2 separate regions of the Homo sapiens genome follow, and region 2 is linked to region 1. Evidence: chromatin contacts called from ENCODE Hi-C or POLR2A ChIA-PET data. All regions are on one chromosome and are shown on one strand. Each heading gives the region's core, a stretch centred on a gene start or an enhancer-like site at or near the end of the contact. The rest is flanking DNA. Distances are from core to core; before and after follow the strand shown.

Evidence for each region. Hi-C counts contacts between places; a loop is a spot of excess contacts on that map. ChIA-PET counts read pairs that join two places held with the same protein, here RNA polymerase II (POLR2A). Pooled maps may share reads with other maps.
Region 2: a pooled map shows a loop between it and region 1 (4-fold over the local background). The contact joins the promoter of CDK5RAP1 here to the enhancer-like site in region 1. A Hi-C loop is called at or near these places in 1 of 50 pooled maps. POLR2A ChIA-PET finds 5 or more read pairs at or near these places in 3 of 52 experiments (activated T-cell, activated naive CD8-positive, alpha-beta T cell and naive thymus-derived CD8-positive, alpha-beta T cell).

What each region holds. Positions count from the first base shown.
Region 1 is chr20:33,259,268-33,264,329 of GRCh38, reverse strand. No RefSeq gene overlaps it. Among named protein-coding and RNA genes, the nearest start is that of BPIFB1, 21 kb to the left of the region's middle. Within about 2 kb of position 2,144, at least 3 of the 41 ENCODE cell types and tissues checked have a DNase peak (open chromatin) inside an H3K27ac peak, as active enhancers do.
Region 2 is chr20:33,399,250-33,404,180 of GRCh38, reverse strand. It overlaps CDK5RAP1 (CDK5RAP1 mitochondrial tRNA methylthiotransferase), which reads left to right and starts at 2,662. Exons shown (of 14, transcript NM_016408.4): 1 at 2,662-2,753. LOC124904889 (a long non-coding RNA gene) reads right to left here and starts at 2,599. Exons shown (of 2, transcript XR_007067567.1): 1 at 2,506-2,599. RefSeq lists enhancers at 2,522-2,721, 2,862-2,951.

The sequences.
Region 1 (5,062 bases), core at 895-3,394:
GGGTGTGCACCCAGGGAGAAGCTGGGTGCAACACTAGTAGGTGATGCGAAGGTCTGGGTAGCTTACTTTTGCCCCCTGGACCTTTTTGAGCCCCCACTAGATCAGACACCACTTCTGCCTGATGAAGAATTGCTGTTGGTCCTGCTGACCTGATGACTTGGTGGATGACAGTGACCAGTTCCTGATGGGCAGTTCTGGCCTCATGGTTACTGATGCCCTGTGATCAGGCGCCCCTTCCTGACCAGGGCCCTGTAGCATGTCAGAAGCTGTTTTACTCATGGTATACAGTTCCCTGCTGAAGGCAGCATGGCTTTGCTCCAGAAATCTAGCAGTCTGTGACTCCCTCACTGGGGCTCGCCAGAAAGTCCACATGGCATCTTTATAGATCCCAGAGAGTTTCAGTACCATGGCGGGGCGGTGGGGGGTCTGCCTGACCACCACATAGCTGAAGCATCAGGGCTGTTTGCAGCCTGCTGCAGAGCCTTTTGTTTCTCTGCGTCCCACTCAAAACCAGCACATAGTAGATTCTCTATAAATATTCCCCTCTGTGGGGGAATGAGGGACAGAGCAGGAGTTTCAAATGCAAAGATGCTTTTAGAGTAAGCGTAAGTTCTCACGTTGCTATGAAGAAACACCCAAGACTGGGTAATTTATAAAGAAAGAGGTTTAATTGACTCATGGTTCTGCACAGCTGGGGAGGCCTCAGAAAACTTACAATCATGGCAGAAGGCACCTCTTCACAAGGTGGCAGGAGAGAGAATGAGTGCCCAGTGAAGGGGGAAGCCCCTTAGAAAACCATCAGCTCTCATGAGAACTAACTTGCTATCACAAGAACAGGATGGGGAAAACTGCCCCCATGATTCAATTATCTCCACCTGGTGCCTCCCATGATCTGTGGGGATTATGGGAACTACAGAGATGAGATTTGGATAGGGACACAGCCAAACCATATCAGTAAGGTTGACAGGTAAAATATAGAAAGCCCAGTTATATTTAAATTTCAGATATATGATGAAAATTTTTTTAGTGTAAGTATGTCCCATGAAATATTTGGGACATACTTACACTAGAAATTATTTGTCGTTGATTTGAAATGTAAATTTCACTGGGTATCCTGTATTTTTACTGGTAAATCTGAAAATCTGCTTTAGGAGCTAAACAGTTAATAATGTAAGACAACTTGGTATGCTAGTTGGGGGATATGATGAATGCATTTGTATTTAGCATCCAGCTGGAGAACAATCAAGCATTCAAAGCAAAATCTAAAAAAATAACAATGCATCGGATTTGGCTGGAGCTCATGAGTTTTCAACCTATGACAAATAGCCTGAGCTCCAGAGTCTGACTGCTGGGATTTGGATTCTGGATCAGCTGCTCACAAGCTCTGTGACTTTGGGCCTTAGAGACCCCGTCTCTGGGAAGATTAGATGCAATCCTTAAAGGAGTTACTGCTACATAGATGTTAGTGTTCATTCCCAGGGTGGTAGCTGGGAAGTACATATATGTGCAACAGCTTCCTCTAGTGGCCACAGGACATACAGTGTGAGCGCTGGTGCAAGGTTAGGGGCCTGGAGAGCTTGGCTTCAGGAAATCCAGTAGCCAGGCTGGTCAGGCATTGGAGGCATGGTCCCTAAGCTCCCCGAATTCCAGTCATTCACATATCACCTCTGCGACTTGTGCCATATACAGGCAACCATTACTTTTATTTACTTAATATTTTCCTTTTGGGTGTCTTCCTATTTTTAAAGAAATCTATTATAATATAACAGGAACTTTTACATATTTTAAGTTTCACCATCAACTTCCTGAAATACAGGGTAACTGCTAAGTAGATGCAAACGGAAGAGAAAAACGTTATTAAGTTTTCCTGGATAATGTGGTGAGAAGAACTGGAGTCCAGCTCTCTCACTCTCTCTCTCTCTCTCTCTCTCTCTCTCTCTCTCTCTCCCTCTTCTCCTTTCTCTTTCATAAAAAAGAGATTGCGGCAGCATCACCCAGAGCATTCAAGACAGGCTAGCTCCCAACTGACACTCTTTCCTTGTTGCAATCAGAATAAGGAAAGAAAAATTACAAAAGGAACAGAAACATTTCCCCTTAGTGACTCAAGGTTGTTTCATGCTGTATCTCGGAACCATCTAAAGTCATCGCATGCCTGCCAACACTGGAGGAGACACGACAGATGGCAGAGATGTTGAAACTGTGCCCCTCACCCCCACTTCCACTAGAGTATTTCTGTTTTTATCTGGTCTGAATGAAGCAGGAAGGAAAAATTACCATTAAATGAATAATCAAAACAAGAATAGAAAACAAAAACACCGGACTATAGCCATTTGCACTTTCAAGAGAGATTGAAGAATTTACCTAAGGAGGAAAGACTCATTTATTTAAGAAAGCCTGCTCCTGGGACTTTGGCCATTGAAGGAAATGCCCAGGGTAACTTCCGGAATGGAAGGGAGTATAGTTGTTTATAATATATCCACAATCCTTTGATGCTCCCTCTTAAGAGGGAGAGCCTCATTCTCCTTTCCTTGCATGTGGGGTGGATTTACTCACTTCTAGTGAATAGGTTATGGCCCAAAGTGATGGTGTGTGACTTCTGAGGTGAGGTCAAAAAGAGGTACTGCAGCTTTCTTCTTTCTCTCTCTTGCTCTCTTGGATCACGTGTTTTGGGGAAGCCAGCTGCCATGTTGTGAGGACACTCAAGCAGCCCAGTGCGGATATTCTGGTGGCCAGGAACTGAGAATTCTCCAGCCACAGCCATGTGTATGAACCCTCTTGTATTCTCTGGGGCTCTAGTCAAGCCTTTGGATGATCGTGGCAAACATCCTGACTCCAGCCTCGCAAGAGCCAGAGCCACCCAGCTAAGCAGTTTCTATATTCCTGACCCACAGAAACATGAGGGTAATACCTATGAGATAATACATGTTATTTTAAGCCATGAAGTTTTGGGATACTTTGTTATGTATTAGTGATAGATAACTAATACAAGGGAGAAACTAAGGGAGCTACGTTTAGCTTTAGCATACGTCAAGTGGTGATCTTCCTGGGGACAGAGTTTCATCTGAAGCAAAGACTCAACAGCTAAAAGCTTCCCATTTCTTACCTTGGAAGACTGAGCCCCAAAGAGGAGGATGTTGTGCAGTGAGTTCTGCGGTTGCACTGCTGTTCATACTCAAGAGGGCTGTGGGAATCAGAACTTTGGGAAGCCGAGGCGGGCAGATCACGAGGTCAGGAGATCGAGACCATCCTGGCTAACACGGTGAAACCCCGTCTCTGCTAAAAATACAAAAAATTAGCTGGGTGTGGTGGCGGGTGCCTGTAGTCCCAGCTACTCAGGAGGCTGAGGCAGGAGAATGGCGTGAACCCAGGAGGTGGAGCTTGCAGTGAGCCAAGATTGCGCTACTGCACTCTAGCCTGGGCAACAGAGCAAGACTCCGTTTCAAGCAAAAAAAAAAAAAAGAGGGCTGTGGGATTGTGACTGGTCTTGGCTACTTTGCATTCAGGGTCACACACAGTGGGGGCAGTGTCTGGACTAGCACCCAGTCTCTGGCTTCTATTCCATGGCCTTACCAAACGCCCAGACTCTCAAATGTGTTCACTGAAGGAGCAGGAAACCTTCCTTGTGCCCCTGCATCTGTGGACTTGGAGGTGCAGAGACCCTAAATCAGGTTTCAGTTTTTCTTTGTTCTTCCTCACTTCATATCCATCTCCTCTTCCTGTCTACCCGCCCTGCTGGGTTGAAGCTCCAGCACCAGATGCAAAACAACAGCCTAACAAGGACTATTTAACCCACTCCCATGGTTCTGTAAGATCAAATCTCTACAATAGATCTCTTATCCTATGAAGGTCTCCGAAAAGCTTATGGAAAATGCATATTATGAAGAAACTATGCCTGCATTTCCAAATTCTTTTTGCACCAAAATAAACTTGAACTAATTTGTTATAACATGTTGAACGGGATCTAGTTTGAGGCAATAAGAAGGATAAGACATCACTTAGAAAAAAACCCTATCAAAGCCACATGAATCCTGCTAAAATTGAAGCAAGAATACACATCAAATTTATGGTGAAACTTGGATGGGTGAATGGTGAAATCATTGAGGCTTTATGAAAAGTTTATGGAGCCAATGCCCTAAAGAAATCAGCAATTTACAAATGGATAGCTTTTTTTTTTTTTTTTTTTTTTTTTTTTTGAGACAGGGTCTCACTCTGTCACCTAGGCTGGAGTGCAGTGGTGCAATCTTGGCTCACTGCAAACTCCGCCTCCTGGGTTCAAGCAATTCTCATGCCTCAGCTTCCTGAGTAGCTAGGACCACGCCCAGCTAATTTTTGTATTTTCAGTAGAGACGAGGTTTCATTATGTTGCCCAGGCTGGTCTCAAACTCCTGAGCTCAAAGCGATCAACCCACCTCAGCCTCCCAAAGTGCTGGGATTACAGGTGAGAGCCACTGTGCCCAGCCATGGATAACTTGTTTTAAGAACAAGAGAGAGCAGGGGCAAGACTGAGTGTGTACCGTTATTTATCCCAAGTGAGTGCCATTTGCTTCTGAGCTTGTTACCTTGAGTATTGAAAAGAACACATTTTCCAGATTAAAAGCTCCATAGTAAGTACCTAAGGCTGCATTGGGCTGTTCCAGTAAAGATACTACAACAGTCAACGCACTGTGTTAAATTTCTGGAGGTCCACCCTCATCTGCCGTAATCCAGCTCGTTTTACAAACGGGAGAGTGGAAATGGATGGAGTAAGCCGTTCCACTCTGTATTTCCTACTGAATGAAACAAAAACCCTGGACACAGTGAATGAGAAAGCTCTCTGAGGGTTCTGAAAACAATAGTGGCAGGGACATTGGGAAGGAAGTCATAATTTAAAGTATGAATGATCTATAAGTGAGTTTCCTGGGTTTTTATTCCTTTTATATTTTTCAGAATTTATCTGCATCACAAACTTGAGCTTTAAACAAATAAAAATTCATATCTTCTTCCTGCTTTATAATGGCATGTCTTGACCTTTGATACCTATCAAATCATCCCTCAGGCAGACAATGAGAATTCGGATCCTCTT
Region 2 (4,931 bases), core at 1,413-3,912, 140 kb before region 1:
TAGCTACTTGGGAGGCTGTGGCAGGATAATTGCTTGAACCCGAGAGGTGGAGGTTGTAGTGAGCCAACATCACGCCATTGCACTCCAGCCTGGGTAACAGAGCAAGACTCCGTCTCAAAAAAGAAAAGAAAAAAAAAAAAGGACAGAGGGTCTGAAATAAACATTTGCTTGGGTTATTGAAGGAGCAAGATAAAATTATGTAGTTGAAGTATAGTCAACTAGAAAGAACACAGTAGGAGAAGTAAGTGGTAAGAAGTACATGGGTTGGAGAAGTAAAAGTAAGCAGGGGGCCAGACATGGTGGCTCATGCTTGTAATTCCAGCACTTTGGCAGGCTGAGGTGGGAGGATCACTTGAGGCCAGGAGTTTGAGACCAGCCTGGCCAACATGGCGAAAACCCATCTCTAGTAAAAACAAAAATCAGCCGGGCGTGGTGGTGCTCGCCTCTAATCCTAGCACTTTAGGAGGTCGAGGTGGGCGGATCACTTGAGGCCAGGAGTTTGAGACCAATCTGGCCAACATGGTGAAACCCTGCTCTACTAAAAATACAAAAATTAGTTTGACGTGGTGGTGCACGCCTGTAATCCCAGCTACTCGGGAGGCTGAGGCAGGAGAGTCGCTTTAACCTGGGAGGCGGATGTTGCAGTGAGCCGAGATTGCACTACTGCACTCCAGCCTGGGCGACAGAGTGAGTGAGACGTCGTCTCAAAAAAAAAAAGCAGGGGCCACATCATGCAGGCCCCTAGGATACAGTAGGAAATCTGGATTTTATTGCACGGGCAATGGAAAGCTCTTAAGCTTTTTGTTTTTGTTTTTTTCTTTTCTTTTCTTTTTTTTTTTTTTTTTGAGATGGAGTCTTGCTCTGTCGCCCAGGCTGGAGTGCAGTGGCTCGATCTTGGCTCACTGCAATCTCCGCTTCCTGGGTTCAAGCAATTGTCCTGCCTCAGCCTCCCGAGTAGCTGGGACTACAGGCACGCGGCACCATGCCCAGCTATTTTTTATTTTTTATTTTTAGTAGAGACGGGGTTTTACCATATTGGCCAGGCTGGTCTCGAATTCCTGACCTCATGATCCACCCACCTCAGCCTCCCAAAGTGCTGGGATTACAGGCATAAGCCACCGTGCCCGGCTGTTTTTGTTTTTTTCTTTTTCAAGACATGGTCTCATTCTGGTACCCAGGCTGGAGTGCAGTGTTGAGGTCATGGTTCACTGCCGCCTCAACTTCCCTGGCTCAAGCAATCCTCCCTGCCTCAGCCTTCTGAGTAGCTGGGACCACAGGTACCCACCACCATGCCGGGGTAATTTTTGTGTTTTTTGTAGAGATGGGGTTTTATCATGTTGCTCAGGCTAGTCTAGAACTCCTGGGCTCAAGCAATCTGCCCATCTTGGCCTCCCAAAGTGCTGGGATTACAGATGTGAGCCACCACGCCCGGCCTGCCACGGAGAGTTTTCAGGAGAGGGGTGATATAATTTGATTTAATAAAACAAACACAAATTCCCTTAGGCTATGTGTGGGAAACTGTTCTCAGGAGACAAGGTGACCATTAGCAGGCTACTGTGATTGTTTCTGATGAGACAATGGTGGCCTGGGTAGTTGTAGCTACCGAGTAGACAGATTTGACATTTTGGAGTTAGAGTTGACAGGGCTTACTGACAGATAGAATGTGGGGATCCAGGGAGGTGAAGAAAATGACCATTCAGTTCCTCCTAGTGCACCTGGAAGGATGGTTGGGCCATTTACTGAGATGGGCCAGAATGACAGGTACAGGTTTTTGGTGAAGGTGCATGTGTGGAAATGAAGAGTTCTGTATAAGTTAGAGATGGTCATCAGACACTCAAGAAGGGGTGTCAAGTAGGCAGCTGAGCTATGGCTCTGGTACTGCAGGGAGGGTCCAGCTGGAGATGTGAATCAGGAAGTCATTAACCTACAGGGCAGCACCCTCCAATAGAAATAGAGCGTGAACCTCTTAGGTGACTTAAAATTTCCCAGTAAGGACCGGACACGGTGGCTCATGCCTACAATCCCAGCACTTTGGGAGGCCAAGGTGGGAGGATGGCTTGCGCCTAGGTAGGAGTTTGAGACCAGCCTGGGCAACATGGGGAGACCGGTCTCTACAAAAAAATTAAAAAAATTTTAGCTGGGCGTGGTGGCGCCTGCCTGTAGTCCCAGCCACTTGGGAGTGTGAGGTGGGAGGATTGCTTTAGCATGGGAGGCGGAAGCTGCAGTGAGCCATGATCACACCATATTATTTTTCCCCCTGCTAGCCACATTGAAAAAGTAAAAAGAAACAACAGGTGAACTTAATTCAAATATTTCTACCACCATAGCTACAAATAAAAAAAACTAATTCAACAAATGTACTTATTTAATCCAATATATCCCAACAATTATTGCAGCACATAATCAATATAAACATTATATATATGAACTATTTGACACTATTTGACATTTCTTCTTCCACATCCAGTGTATCTGACATTTAGCGCACATTTGATTTGCACTCACCCACTTTGAGGAGCTCAATTGCCGCTTAAGTCCGTGGCTAGTGGCTGCCCTAAAGTTCAGCACCGCCACGGAGCTTTGGGTCCACCCGGACTGTAAAAAGGAAGCACTTCCGTTAGCATGACCCGGCCTGAAGTAGCGGCGGAACGGAAGTCGCTTGTGTATGAACGCAGCGGCGGACCTGTGAGGGGATCCGACTTGCCGGCAGAACTTACGCTGCGGGACCCCGGGCACTGTTGCTGCTGCGGGAGGTGAGCAGCGCGGCCGCCGGGGTGGGCTGCGCACCCGCTTTTGACTGGCGCCTGGGGCAGGAGGGGCCGCGGATCCCGGGAAGCGCACGGTGTTCAAGAGGGAGGATGGCACGGTGGTTATGGCGTGGGGCCTGGCGTCAGGCTGTAGGGGTTCGTACCCTAACCCCGCCGCCTAACCCCGTGTGACCTTGGACAGGTCACCTCCACTTCTTTCAAGGCTTCGCTTCGCCACCCGTGAAGTGGGGTTGACAGTACAGCCTGCCTCACAGGGTTGCTATGAGGGTTATAGGTAATAATTCGCGGAAAATGCTTTGCACCATGCCTAACGCATTGTAACCAGCCAATAAAATGTTTGGGATGTTGTACGCTGTTGTTCCAGCCTCATTGCCGACTGTCAGAATTAATTTCGAGCCTCCAGAGAGGCTTCTACATTGCGTTATGCAAAGCATTTTGCTTGTATTATTGCATTTGATCCTACGGTAGGCTTATGGAGATAGGTGCTATTATCCCCATCTAGAGGCTCCCAGAGTTTAAGACAGGTGCCTAAGGTTTAGCTGGCTTGGCAGCAGTGGGGTCAGATTCTGACTCCAGGGTCCATACTTTTTTTTTCTTGAGACGGGAGTCTTGCTCTGTCGCCCAGGCTGGAGTGCAGTGACGCGATCTCGGCTCACTGTAGCCCCTGCCCCGCGAGTTCCAGCGATTCTCCTGCCTCAGCCTCCTGGGTAGCTAGGATTACAGGCGCATACCACCACACCCGGCTAAGTTTTGTATTTTTAGTGGAGTTCATACTCTTAACCAGGATGCTCTAATACTCTCTGTGAAAGGGGGTGTGGGCTGTAAATGTGCAGTTAGTGAACGCTTACTGTATCTCAAGTTGGGTTTTTAATATCTTATTCTTAATAACACTTATGGGGTGGTAGGTGCTGCTTTTATCCTTATTTTACACATGTGGAATTGGCGGCTCAGAGACAGAAATTTGTCTTGCCAAAGGTCACACAGCAATTATGGAGTAGAAAGGGGCGATTTTAAAGTTCACACTTTAAGGCTGTTCTTCTCTGACTCTTGAAACTGGGTTGGCATTGCTCCTAAGTGCTAGTAGCAGATGTGGCAGGTCATCTCATTGGAAAGGTAATGGGCCACATCTGCTCTTTACACGTGTATAGCAGGGTTCCCCTAACCCTAGGTGGTAGAATGGTACCTGTCTGTGGCCTGTGAGGAACCGGGTTGCACAGCAGGAGGTGAGCAGCAAAGCTGGCATTACTGCCTGAGCTCTGCCTCCCGTCAGATTGGCCACGGAATTAGTTTCTCAGGAACACAAACCCTATTGTGAACTGCGTATATGCAAGGCATCTAGTTTGTGCATTCCATTTCCTTTTTTTTGAGACAAGTTCTCTCTCTCTCTGTTGCCCAGGCTGGAGTGTGGTGGCGCAATCTCAGCTCACTGCAATCTCTGCCTCCCTGGCTCAAGTGATCCTCCTACCTCAGCTTCCCAAGTTGCTGGGATTACAGGCACATACCACAATGGCTGGCTAATTTTTTATTTTTTAATTTGTTGTAGAGACAACAAATAAACATGGTCTTGCCATGTTGCCCAGGCTGGTCTCGAACTCCTGAGCTCAAACAATCCGCCTGCCTCGGCCTCCCAAAGTGCTGGGATTATAGATGTCAGCCACCGCACTGGCTCAAGATTGCATGCTCCTTGTAAGAATCTAAATGCCTGAGGTGGAACAGTTTCAACACACCCCTGCTTCCATGTCTGTGGAAAAATTGTCTTCCATGAAACCAATTCCTAGTACCAAAAAGGTTGGGAACCACTGATGTTTAGCACCTGCCGTGAGGCAGCTACCACAATGGGAGATGGTGAAGGTGTAGAAATGAATGATACTTGTTCCCTGCTTGCAGGAACCTGCCAGTTTACTAGGGCTGGCAGAAGTGTCAGTAATAATTAACAGCAAAGTGTGATGAGTCTTGTGATGGAGAGATAGAATAGAGCTTTGGGAACCCAGAGGAGGACCCCACCTAGACTTCGGGGGTGATGGCCAGAGCAGGCTTCCCAGAGGAAGAAAGCTGAAAGTACCATAGGCCACTAGAGAGAAGATAAATACCAGCCAGAGAACAGCATGTGTAAAATCCTATAAGCTAGTGAAGATTAATACAAAGAAGTGTGGCATGGCTGGA